4 separate regions of the Homo sapiens genome follow, and all the other regions are linked to region 4. A link is a contact called in ENCODE Hi-C or POLR2A ChIA-PET data. All regions are on one chromosome and are shown on one strand. Each heading gives the region's core, a stretch centred on a gene start or an enhancer-like site at or near the end of the contact. The rest is flanking DNA. Distances are from core to core; before and after follow the strand shown.

What was found. A loop is a pair of places that touch in the nucleus more often than their neighbours do. ChIA-PET counts read pairs that join two places held with the same protein, here RNA polymerase II (POLR2A). Pooled maps may share reads with other maps.
Region 1: a pooled map shows a loop between it and region 4 (2.9-fold over the local background). The contact joins the promoter of ECI2-DT here to the enhancer-like site in region 4. A Hi-C loop is called at or near these places in 1 of 168 maps with a recorded cell type or tissue (naive thymus-derived CD4-positive, alpha-beta T cell), 1 of 37 single-sample maps with no recorded cell type and 6 of 50 pooled maps. POLR2A ChIA-PET finds 5 or more read pairs at or near these places in 1 of 52 experiments (BJ).
Region 2: a map with no recorded cell type shows a loop between it and region 4 (14-fold over the local background). The contact joins the promoter of GCNT2 here to the enhancer-like site in region 4. A Hi-C loop is called at or near these places in 2 of 37 single-sample maps with no recorded cell type and 3 of 50 pooled maps. POLR2A ChIA-PET finds 5 or more read pairs at or near these places in 1 of 52 experiments (Panc1).
Region 3: a loop to region 4 is called in a map with no recorded cell type, with 15 times the contacts of the local background. The contact joins two enhancer-like sites. A Hi-C loop is called at or near these places in 1 of 37 single-sample maps with no recorded cell type and 3 of 50 pooled maps. POLR2A ChIA-PET finds 5 or more read pairs at or near these places in 1 of 52 experiments (naive thymus-derived CD4-positive, alpha-beta T cell).

Annotation. Positions count from the first base shown.
Region 1 is chr6:4,134,799-4,137,851 of GRCh38, reverse strand. It overlaps ECI2-DT (ECI2 divergent transcript), which reads right to left and starts at 1,780. Exons shown (of 4, transcript NR_103764.1): 1 at 1,604-1,780; 2 at 450-491. ECI2 (enoyl-CoA delta isomerase 2) reads left to right here and starts at 2,277. Exons shown (of 10, transcript NM_206836.3): 1 at 2,277-2,341. The coding sequence starts at 2,292. RefSeq lists silencers at 1,722-1,931, 2,092-2,231.
Region 2 is chr6:10,520,014-10,523,016 of GRCh38, reverse strand. It overlaps GCNT2 (glucosaminyl (N-acetyl) transferase 2 (I blood group)), which reads right to left and starts at 1,666. Exons shown (of 5, transcript NM_145649.5): 1 at 1,600-1,666. LOC101928146 (a long non-coding RNA gene) reads left to right here and starts at 1,611. Exons shown (of 3, transcript XR_001743961.2): 1 at 1,611-1,669. RefSeq lists an enhancer at 1,320-1,379.
Region 3 is chr6:2,856,340-2,859,274 of GRCh38, reverse strand. It overlaps the pseudogene SERPINB9P1. Among named protein-coding and RNA genes, the nearest start is that of MIR4645, 3.7 kb to the right of the region's middle. RefSeq lists an enhancer at 117-696. Within about 2 kb of position 1,619, at least 23 of the 41 ENCODE cell types and tissues checked have a DNase peak (open chromatin) inside an H3K27ac peak, as active enhancers do.
Region 4 is chr6:7,135,360-7,138,621 of GRCh38, reverse strand. All of the region lies in intron 1 of RREB1 (ras responsive element binding protein 1), which reads right to left. Among named protein-coding and RNA genes, the nearest start is that of RREB1, 29 kb to the right of the region's middle. RefSeq lists an enhancer at 1,541-1,610. Within about 2 kb of position 1,586, at least 32 of the 41 ENCODE cell types and tissues checked have a DNase peak (open chromatin) inside an H3K27ac peak, as active enhancers do.

The DNA of each region.
Region 1 (3,053 bases), core at 531-3,030, 3.0 Mb after region 4:
TCTAAATGTCTGTCTCTTTAACCAGGAATGTCTGTCTCTTTAACCATCTCCTTTCTCTCAAATGCTGGATATAATGGGGCTTTAGTAAATGACAGCTGGTAGATATGCAAATGATTTCTCCAATAGGAAAAACATTCCTCCCGAGGTTATGGTTTTATTGCTCTATGGGATATTAACCAGTTTTGTTTCTAACTTTGCAATCTATTCCAGCATTCTTTTTTTAACATTGACTATATTAAACTAGTCTTTTAACTTCTTCTTTAGCACCCTGTTGGTTCCCTAATTAATGAGCTAAGTAAATCTTTGACACATGCTCTTTCTATATTTTTAAAATTATAGTTTGAAAAAGATAAGCTAATTTCCCACACCCCACTCTTTTCTGTGGTAGGTATAAGCCTGAGAGTAGTTTGCTTGCATTGCAAAAGGTTTCACTATCAAAATATGCTTACCAGTATGAGATTTAAAAAATATTTCCATGACAGCTGTTTCATCTTCTGGAAATGAATGAGTCTTGTATTATCTGCAATATCTGATTACTGCATTTCCATTACCTCTGAGGTTATCTAACAGCCTTGGAGAGAGTCAAGGTCTCTGAGAGAGGCAGCTCAGCCTACCAACTACCACTTTGTAATATATGGAGAGGCCAGGTGTGGTGGCTCACACCTGTAATCCCAACACTGGGAGGCCGAAGCGGGTGGATCACCTGAAATCAGGAGTTTGAGACCAGTCTGACCAACAAGGTGAAACCCCATCTCTACTAAATACAAAAAATTAGCCGGGCCTGGTGGCGCATGCTTGTAATCCCAGCTACTCGGGAGCCCGAGACAGGAGAATCACTTGAACCCAGGAGGTGGAGGTTGCAGTGAGCCGAGATTGTGCCAGTGCACTCCAGCCTACGCAACAAGACGGAAACTCCATCTCAAAAAAAAAAAAATCTCTTTGGGATAAGCCCAAATTGTTCTATTTGACTTTTGGTGTTGCCCCATCTACACTATTACCCAGATCTACCTGATGAAACTTAATGATAAAGTTACTTGAGACTTGGACTCTGCCCACCTGCAAGCCTCCTGTCTTTGGGGAATTCACCTGATTAATCTTTCTGGGTCTCAGTTTCCACATCAGCTCAACAGGGCAATATGCTCAACAGGGCAATTTCCACATCAGCTCAACAGGGCAATATCATTTTCCTTACAGGGTTGTCCAAAGACTTACAATTAGCCTGGCTCACTATAGGTAGTCCACAGGTGTCAGCTACATAAATCTAAAACTCCTAGGCATGCTTGGATGGGACAACTTGGGCACAGAATTTAGAGGGGTGGTTTTGTTTCGTTTTGTTCTGTTTTGTTTTTTGGTTCTCTGGGAACTGGACAAGGTGACACAGCCAAGGCCCTTCCAACTCTTAAGAATTCTTCCCCAAAGAAAATACTTTGCAAATGCCTCAGCAGAACTCAAAAATATCCACAAACTCTTCACTGACACTAAAAACTTGGGTACTCCAAAAATCACTTCTGACCCCCAGGCGTCCTACCAGGTCTGCAAACCTTCGATTTGGGGATGCATGACCTAGCAGCTTTTAAGCATACGCCCTCAATTGTTACCCCACCTCCCGGCTCAGGGCTGGCCCTCGGGATGCAGCGACCCCTCCTCGCCAGGCTCCGCGGGACTCCGGGCAGGGCGCTCAGTGCTCCGGCAGCCACAGGGTTCGCAGAGCTGAGGTCCGCCCGAGAGAGCAGCCGCGCCTCCAGCTCGCAGTTACTCGGAGCCAGGCCGGGGAGCATCTGTGCCCCGCCCCACGCGCCGCGCAAGTCCTCCCGGGATCACCCTCCCCGCGCCGCGAACCCCCCGCACTTCCTCCACTCCCGGGTGATACCCGGCCTCGCTCCGGCCCCGCCCCCGCATCTGAGCCCCGACTCCTAACCGCCTAGAGCTCCCGCCCCGCCCACGCACCGACCCCCCCGGCCCCACCCCCGAGCCCCCGCAGCCCCAGAGGAGGCCACGGGCTAGCGATGGCGAATGCGGCGTGGCTACGCTCTCAGCCTGGCCCCGCCCCAACCCTGGCCCCGCCCATGCCCCAGGCTCCTGCCTGGGCTCTGCTCTCGGCCCCGCCCCGCACCCAAGCCCCGGCCCCACCCCCGAGCCCCCGCAGCCCGGGAGCCTAGGCCCCGCCCCCGAGTCCCGGCTCCACCCCCGAGACCCGGCCCCACCCCCGAGCCCCCGCAGACCGAGCTAGGCCCCGCCCCCGAGACCCGGCCCCACCCCCGAGCCCCCGCAGCCCTAGAGCCGCCCAAGGGATGGCGATGGCGTACTTGGCTTGGAGACTGGCGCGGCGTTCGTGTCCGAGGTAAGCTTGGAGTCCCGGCCGTTCGGCCCATGGTCGCCCGCAGGATACCGCTGTCCAGGCGAAGGTCGCCGCCGTTGGAAGACCCTCCTTCCCTATTGTCTAGGTGGCAACAGGATTTTGCTTTGCTGGTTTTCCGGTGAGGTAGTGCTAAAAAGTGACGACCTCACGCGCGCCCTCCTGCACCGCTGGGCCCGGAGTGGTCAGGATGGGCGCGTCGGGAGGTCAGGGCTATGGTTCCCTGTCAGCAGTCCCCAAGGTCTCCGCCTGCCTCCGCGCACGCTCCCATCCTCCTGGGGCCGGACTCCGGGCGGGTGAGCCGCCCCAGCTGAGCACCCGGGCCTGCACTTCCCAGCCGGGCTGCTTCTGGGGTGCAAAGCGTCGCTTGCTAAAAGCGAGGTAAACGCAAGCCGTTATCACTCGTGTGGACTTAACACTCTGCTTCTTGGAGAACACGTATGCTATAAAGTGAAATGGCCGGGTACAGAGTAACGGCTAAGAAGCACGCTGCACCTCCCTGGGGTCCCGGGAACCCGCACGAATCTGTGCATAGGGAACAAAACCGAAACACGGTGGTGGCCTTGAAGTGGTAGAATTATGAGTGATTTTCCCGACTTTATGTATTTTCTTAAATGGTCGTGTTTTTGCTATTTGTTTTTAAAACTCACGCTTTATTTAAAAATAAATTTGTTCCACATTTTGTGGAAACTTGTAC
Region 2 (3,003 bases), core at 417-2,916, 3.4 Mb before region 4:
TGCACATGAAAAGATATCTGACAACTCCAGGCTTTCCAAGCCAGGGTCTCCGGGAGAAGCCAGAGCTGGAGAACCTCATTCGTTTTAAGTCTAATTTTACTGTTGCAGAAAGTTACCCTGGAGTTGAGGATTGAGTGTATTCTATAAATGGGATATTATGAGAAGCTAGAACAGCAGCCCAATCTCCGTGCCCGAGGCTTTGTTTGTTGTTTTCACCTTTCTGGATGGAGTTTTGCTCTTACCCTCCCGACCTCTATCGCTCAGAAAGTCCTTGATAGGATTTTGAAGTTACAGGAACCAAAAATTACTGCCATAGGTAGAATACTTCCACAAGGGAGACCTCAAGCTTCTGATCACTAAGAATAATTACATGAAAGAATATAGCCTCCCTTCTTCCGATAATTGCAATATGCTGTTCAATCAGAACAGAGTGCAAAGAAACAGATCCTTTACGCTGTAGGGTCCCCAGGGCCTGGGATTACAGTCTCCCTATTTCTTCTGGAAAACCACAGCCTACAGGTAACTACCCTCTATTTGGCCAATCTACTACCAGGTGCAGAAAGACTATTTACAAGTGACGACTCTCAAAGGCCTACATTTAAAAATAAGGAAAACAGAAAAGTAGCTTTGAGTTTGGCAAAACCTGAATTTACTTAGTAGACCTGTCTTTAATATCAGAAGATGGGTTTTCATAGAATGGCAATATGGATCTACTACTTTTCTACATGGCCCAGAGCTTCATTTTCAATTTTACCTATTATCAAATGAGGTTCATACCTCACAGGAATGTTCATACCTCACAGCAACTAATTAAATAAAATACATTTCAGGCTGTGGACGGTGGCTCACGCCTGTAATCCCAGCACTTCAGGAGGCTGAGGCAGGTGGATCACATGGAGTCAGGAGTTTGAGACCAGCCTGGCCAACATGATGAAACCCCATCTCTACTAAAGATACAAAAATTAGCCGGGCTTGGTTGTGCATGCCTGTAGTCCCAGCTACTCAGGAGGCTGAGGCAGGACCCAGGAGGTGGGGGTTGCAGTAAGCTGAGATCGCACCACCGTACTCTCGCCTGGGTGACAGAGTGAGACTATGTCTGGAAAAAAAAAAAAAAATTTAAATGCCAGACAGTACCAAGTACCTTATCAAATTCTGGAAACATTTTCCCTTGCCTGAAGGAACTGAGAAACATAAACCATTAAGTCTGAAGTGAACGTTGTTCTTTCCTACAAAGTTAAAAGTTGTAACTGAGATACAGAAGGATACTAATGATTTAGAGACAGATGGAAAACCCTCGTGCCCAGTAGGCCCATCATGTAATGAAACAACATACAAACATGCTATTCTTTGAAAAAAAAAAAACCTTTGAAAACAGAAATCTCATGACCAAATGACTCATTCAACATTTTTTGGTGTACTTACTTTATGCCCGGCACTGTGCTAGGTTCTGGAAATATAAAACATCCACGCAGCCCATTTGAGTACCAGCCTATTGGACCTTAAACTGCTGTCAGCGATTTAACAGAGGTAACACGAGAAGACCAGCTCCCCGCAGTTTCCTCCCTCCACCAGTTTCCCAGCACGCTGACCTCCACCTACCTCTCTCAGTTCCCAGGAGGGTAAGATTGCCCAGAGGCGTCCAGCAGTGAACACAGTAAGCCTGTTTAAGGTAAACGCAGTTTAACCCTAGCGTTTTAAGTGGAATAACAGAGGCTGGAATGTGAAAGTGGGAAGGTCTGTTTGCTTTCAGTCCCACCCCCAAGGCCTGCCCTAAGAGTCTGAGACAGGAGAACACACGTCTACAGAGAGCCTGCCTAGAGTCTGGATTTTTTAAGCTGCTGGATACCAGGTGCTACCTGACACCAGCTCATCCCCTGCCTCTAGAGTCCTGGAGGGCTTTGAGTTGATCACTTTCCACTCCAGGAATGTTATAAGAAACCGCTCAGAAAGGTAACTGCCCTGGGTGTAACTGGGTTTTTCATGAGGACACTCCAAGATAGACCTCAGGATAATTATTTGGGTGTTTTCCTAAGACTACCCTCCATTTTGCCCCCTTAGAGGCTGCTTTTTCAAGAGGGGAAGTTTTGGATTCCCTCACAGACCCCTCGTGTTTAAGGTTCCACTCTTATGTTTAGTTATTGGTAGGAAATCTTATAGTCTCTGCCCCAGGGTAACCTCTAACAGATTTAGATATGTGTTCTGCTCAAATGCTACCCACACTGGGGAAGGGGAATCCTAAGGTGGCAGCAGAATTTAGTAGAAAATGCCCTGGGCATTTTCAGAAGGCAAGTTCTCTCCTCTCTAATGCAAGCTGTATATCTTGAGCAAGTCACTTCCTCTCTCTGAACCTCTGGCTTTTCCTAGGCCAGGCAAACGGGCTCTTTACATACCCTTTCAGGAATGAACTGATTCCTGTCCCAGGAAACAAGCTAGTCATACCGTGCATTTAGCCATATCCCTCTCTTCTGCCAAACACTTTGCAGTCAGAAGCAGCTTATAAAATTCAGTGGGGATAAAGCAGGGTATGGTGGTGTGCACCTGCAGTTTCAGCTACTAGGGAGGCTGAGGCGGGAGGGTTGTTTGAGCCCAGGAATTCTGAGACCAGCCTGGGCAACATAGTGAGACATCAACTTAAAAAAAAAAAAAAAAAAAGAAAAAATCCAACTGAGTTAAAAAAAATTTTTTTCCAGTCATAAAGCCAGGATAAACTGAAGAAATAGCAAATCAACTTTTTTTTTTTTTTTTTTTTTTTGTGACAGAGCCTTGCTCTGTCACCCAGTGCAGTGTCACAATCTCAGCTCACTGCACCCTCTGCCTCCCAGGTTCAAGCAATTCTCCTGCCTCAGCCTCCTGAGTAGCTGGGACTACAGGCATCCACCACTATGCCCGGGTAATTTTTGTATTTTTAGTACAGAAAGGGTTTCACCATGTTGACCAGGATGATCTTGAACTCCTGGACTCAAGTGATCCACCCCTCTTGGCCTCCCAAAGTGCTAGGATTAC
Region 3 (2,935 bases), core at 370-2,869, 4.3 Mb after region 4:
TGTCTAAGATCACACAGATAGGAGACTTAAATTTAGATGTTTGATGACGCAGAGATACAGACAACAGGAAGAGGATGGAGGTTAAACCCAAAAGCTCAAGCAAAGGGCTGCTGAGCTGAGCATCTGTGAGGCTGTACTACACTGAAGGGCCTGCATGAGCGACGGTGTGGAGGGAGAAGACCCATAAGACAGTTACCAGAGGGACCAGCCCAGACAGAGAAGGGGCAGGGGACAGAGCCATTCAGCTGGAGCCATACTGAAGAGGAGTTGGAACTTTTTCCAGGGCCATCATTTATGATCAGTGGAGTCACATGATCTCCTTGGAGGCTGGGACACTGCTTAATCCTTTCTCATCTCCCCAGAACCTAACCTGATATTTGGCACTGTAATAGAAAGTGCACAACAAATGTTTATTGTCCAAACCAGCGGGGATCTCTGGCTCCGAGGATGATCTGGCAGCAGAAGGAGGCTGGTTTGGGTGTGGGGAAGAGGTAGGGTGGGTCAAACAGAGGTGGGGCCATGAGAAAGGGGCATTCACTCAGAGAACCACTGTCAGCTGGAGAAAAACAAAATGAAACCAAACTATTTTTCCCAGGCCTTGAGGCAGAACTTTCTTTTTCTAGAAGCCAGATGAAAGAAAGAAGAGACCAGGCATGGTGGCTTATGCCTGTAATCCCAGCACTTTGGGAGGCTGGGGTGGGCAGATCACAAGGTCAAGAGATCAAGACCAGCCTGACCAATATGGTGAAACCCCATCTCTACTAACATTACAAAAATTAGCCAGGCATGGTTGCGTGTGCCTGTAATCCCAGCTACTCGGGAGGCTGAGGCAGGAGAATTGCTTGAACCCGGGAGGCAGAGGTCGCAGTGAGCCCAGATCCCGCCACTGCACTCCAGGCTGGGAAACAAAGCAAGCCTCTGGCTCAAAAAAAAAAAAAAAAAAAGTACAGGAAGCAGAGAGGGGGTGAGAGGAAGGGAGAAACAGGGTGGAAGGGGGAGGGGGAGGGAGAGGGGGAGACAGGAAGAGGAGCAAAGATAGCAATTCTTAAGGCCTGTTATCTATTAGTTACCCTTGCCTTGGCGGCAGACACAGCTGAGTCCTAACGCAGACTTTTCCATATCCCCTCTCCCGCCTCAACAGTGATCTCTCCTCCCACTTCGAGAGTTAATTCAGTGCTGCTTTAGCTTTACGCCCCCATGAAAACAGGAAAACGGTTTGCAGCTTTATCATAACCTTGCTTATGTCTGTTGTTGTATGTCTCAAATACCCTGTCCTCAGGAAGGCCCACCAACGCTGGCCGGCCTCCAAGCACCCGGGCCTCTGCTCATGTACAGCTCCTGAACTGCCCTGCCTCTGAGTTACTGTAAGTCCCCGCCCACTCGAGAGCACACGACCAGTCTCACCCCCAATTTTAAAATGGCAGCCCCCTTGCCTTTATTTATAGACAGGTGCTTTCCAATCCTTAAGTGATTTTTTAGTGAACAGGTCATAAAGTTTCCTGTCATGGCATGAGGTGGAGGGGACAGCCCTCAGAGAGGGGTGTGGGGACCGTGGCTGGCGGTCACATCACACCGGCCTCTCCCGCCTGCAGCCTTGCCCTTTGCAGATGACTCAGGTGGGGAAAGCTCAGAAGGAAAGCCACCAAGTCCGGATGCCCCACCCCACACGCAGAATCTAGCTTCTCAGGGAAAGCAAGAAGGGGATGCTTCAGGGGACTTTGCTGAGGCCAACCTTTGGCATCTTTTTTGAAAAGACATTTGTGTCCGTTTGCTCATTTTTTTCATGATCAAGGAGGGTCCTCCCAGGCTGCCCTTGGCGGACCCCTTTCCTTGTACCCCGTCCACCTTGTCCTCTGGCTTCCAGCGGGTCCACTCCTCTTTCCTGCTTCCTAAACCTCGCCCAGAGCCTGCGACCCTCTCACCCTGGCCCAAACTCCCAGACACAGATTTGCAGCAGCGCAGCCAATGATGTTTTCTTTATGTGACTTCCTGGGACACTGCTTAGTGCCTCCTCCCATGTCTTCCTTGGGCTGCAGCATCTCTCAGGGCTCACAGAGGCCCCTCTAACTCCAAGGGGACTTCTTGGTCTGTTTCACAGGCCAGGAGACGGTGTTCGGATACATCCCCGCTGTATGTTTCATCCATGGCAGTCTGGCCTTCCCATGAAGAGCCTCTGTGTGAGCAAATTGAAAATAGGGCTTCTTGCCCCAACCTTCCATGGAAATGGCTATGGTTTCAGTCTCCATAAAGGTTACTTGCTCTTTTTCTGAAAATCCAAAAGGACAGTGTTAACTCTTTGTACAAATTGCACTGGCCATTTGGTCTTAGCGCAAACTTTTTGGACCATGTTTCATTTTCGTTTTGAGGTGAAAGAAAATATCAAAGCCTCCTAGCATTTTGAAACTCCTCAAATATCAAGTGCAAAACTGCTGATGGGATCAAAGATGCCGGCTAAATTCTTGGCCAATAAGATAAGACTCTTTCCTGTCAACTGACAAGCAATACATGAATATGTGCAGGGTAGCTGATAATCTATGAAATTATCGGCTGGGTACAGTGGCTCACGCCTGTAATCTCAGCACTTTGGGAGGCCAAGGTGGGTGGATCACCTTAGGTCAGGAGTTCGAGACCAGCCTGGCCAACATGCTGAAACCCTGTCTCTACTAGAAATACAAAAATTAGCCAGGCATGGTGGCAGGCACCTGTAGTCCCAGATACTTGGGGAGGCTGAGGCAGGAGAATGGCTTGAACTCGGGAGGTGGAGCTTGCAGTGAGCCAAGATCGTGCCACTGCACTCCAGCCTGGGCAACAGGGTGAGACTCCATCTAAAAAAAAAAGAAAAAAAAGAAATTACCACCAATTACTAACTAGTAACTAATAAGTTACTTGAAATGAACTTGATCCTTGTCTTAAACCAGTGGTGGGGTACAGGAAA
Region 4 (3,262 bases), core at 337-2,836:
AGAGCACTGTTTAAAACAGGGCCAAACAGATACATAAATCTATAAGAGCTTTGGATAACAACCACCACTTTGACCTTGGATTACAATGACTAAACTTTCATTTTCTGAAGACTTACAAAAGCTAATCATTTGGGGTAGCTCAAGTTTGAGGGGAGATTCTTTTGTTACTGTTTTTAAAAAGCTCAACTGGATAGTTAATTTAAAAAATATTCAAGTGTCTTTCAGATCCTTCAGAATGAAACTTCAAAATGTTCAACGTAACAGTTTCCTCCCTATTCTGGGTGTGTGCCGAAGTTTTCCTTCCCACCAATTAAGAGAGAAGGCTGGGCCCAACTGAATTATTTGGACAGGAGTTTGATGTCAGTTAAATACCACAGTAACTGGCATTTTCTATCACCTCCAGACTAAAGGACAAATGCCTAATTAACATGGACCAACATGCAGCTTAAACTGGAAAAGTGCCTGTCCTTTTTCTTTCTTTTCTTTTTTTCTGAAAGATTTAGGTCTTTAACATCCTTGAGTTAAAGTGCACAAAGGGTGTCTAATGCCATCTGACTGAGGTGTAAAAGTCTAATTAACTAATGCTTTTTGCAGTGATAGTAAATCAGTTAACATTATTAATCTTCCTGACTAGGCGTAAGTGAGTGAGGAGGGCTATTGAAAAGGAGCTAAACAGTTAGACTGGGTACCCTTGAAAAAGAAAAGGAACTCTGAAAGTGATGACTGATGATACTGAAAATAACTGAGATACTTAAAATCCAACCGCTCGCCGGGCCTACCACCAGGCAAGAGACTCTGAAAGCTGAGGCTGCAGCTCCAGGGCAGGGAGAGGAAGAGGAGGAGCTAGGCGGCCGTGAAATGACTCTCATCTCCCATCCTTCCCTCCCAGCATCACCGAGAGAGACACGACTCTCACGTGCTGGAGGCTTCCCTGCCTTAAATTAACGCTGTACCTTTCCAACTAATGTTTTCAGTAGACCAAACAAAAGTTTGGAGTAGTTTGAGCAAATGACTCCAACAGTGGAGCCAGTTAGGCTAGTTTCAATTCATCAACAACTATCTTAGCATCTGGCTTCTTAGTTTCATCTGCCTATGTGTTTGGCATCCAAAAATGCGCATGCATATCATACTCATGTTAGCAAACCATACTTTATCAAAGGCACTTCCTGCATGTAAACATCTGAAGAGAAAAGGCCAACAGCCAAACAATTTCTGTACCAGGGCTTGGTCTGTCTGTCCTGAGACAATGGCAGTAACTGCAGTCATGCCCTCCACCCTCTTTTCTGGATTCCAACCCTCTATTCCCTGCCTCCCTGTACCCGAGTCTATAAGGCAGCTCCTTCCCTGGGGGCTCAGGGGGGAAGGGAGAGGCATCAGGTCTAGCAGGCACTCTCTTGGTCCCTTGCCTGCTCCTGCCGCCTCCACCCAGGCCTTCCCAGGAAAGCCAGGGGACAGGACTGCTCAACTCCTGACAGCAGCTGGATGTGACGAATTAGCTCTGGGCTTTGGGGAGGGAACTCCCCATGTTGAGGCACTCCCGTCGCCAGATCCTGGGTGATGACCCTAAACCCAGCAAGCTTCCTCCATCTTCTCGAAGAACATCTCAAAGGAGCAGAGTTGGAAAGGGAAGTGAAAGAGGGAGGCCAGGTGCCGCGGTGGCTTCATCTTTTCCCCTCCTCAATATTTCTATCAAGTTTCTGTTTCACTGCCACCTCACATAAGGGGGATATGAACCTATGCATACCTTTTTAATAAAATTCTGAGGCAAACACAACACGTTTGGTTAACGACGGGCTTTCACAAGCCACCTGATAATAAAGAACTCTTGAAAACATCAGGCTTCAGAACTCAGTTCATCCTGAATAAAGATATTTATGCTTTATTTATTGTTTTAAATGTCTTTAGAGGCTGTTATTTGTTACTTTGCACACCATTATACCTAAAAATCACCTCTTCTGTTCAAAAAGGTAGGTTCAAGAGAAAACTTTTCATTTGTACTCCTAAGTTAATTATATATTCATGACCTCCTCCTCAAATAATGTCTCAGGCTGAGGGTAGTGGCTCATGCCTGTAATCCCAACATTTTGGGAAGCTGAGGATAGCGGGTTGCTGGAGCCCAGGAGTTCGAGACCGGCCTGGGCAACATAGCAAGACCTTATCTCTATTTAAAAATAAATAAATAAATAACATCTCTTACAAAATCCTGTTTACTATTATCTCCATATTGCCTAGCCATTGGGATCTGAAGCTACTGAAGGGGGGAGAAATCCTAGCCAATTAAACAATTCTTCAAAACAAACTAAAATCCTTAAGATATAATTTATAACTCATTTCAACTTTTTAAAATACGGGCATTACTGACATCTATAAACAAAGGCAAGAGAGAAGGTGCAGATGAAGTCCCTTTTCAAATCAAACTTCTACTCAAATCAGAATTGTAAAATTGTTTTAGAATTCTTAAAATAAAGTTTGGTGGGTTTTTTCCCCCAGAAACCTGTGTGAGGTCAGTTCCATCAAAAGTCATCATCACCCCTGATCACCTCCTCAGACATGGGAATCTCACTCAGCTGAGACCAACAGTTGGAGGAGGTACTGGTCCCATTGTACAGATGGTCACAGCCCTTTAATTGAGGTCAGCTGACTTGCTTAGTCATATGCCACCTCTCTCACCAGGTCCACCACAGGACAGTAATTTCTCCCTGCCTGTGTAGTAAAAATCCAGCTTTAGTATCAGCAGAAAATCCAAACAATGTGATCTTCCCAAATCCCATTCTTTCCTGTGCTCAGTTGATCCATACTTACTGTCTACCTGTTTTGCTAAGTCCCCTAGAGCAACTTGAAAGGGCTATAAAAGCTTGAAATAAAGATCATGTTAAATGTTTTTGAAAATATACAGATGGCACATAAAACTTAAACGGAATACCTGCTCCCAGTCCCAAGTCCTAGACAAAGGTAGAATACTAAGATGCTTTTCCTGTAGCTAACAAGCACATCAGAAATGAGGCAGTCACCTCCCCTGCCTGCATCTTGGAGAGTTAAGTGGTGCAAGAATGCTGTTGTTGTCAGAACCAGAAGAACAGCAATGAAAGAGGCATCAGCTGTGGAATAACCACAGCTAAGCCACTAGACCCCATTTGAAAAAAAGGAAAATGGAACCACAAGAGAATGAAGTCAGGTTTTTCAGAAAGGTCTCAATCTACCAGCTGGTCTTTTGGCTGCTGCCCTGCCTAAAAGCAGCTTTCAGAATGCTTAGAATTTCCCT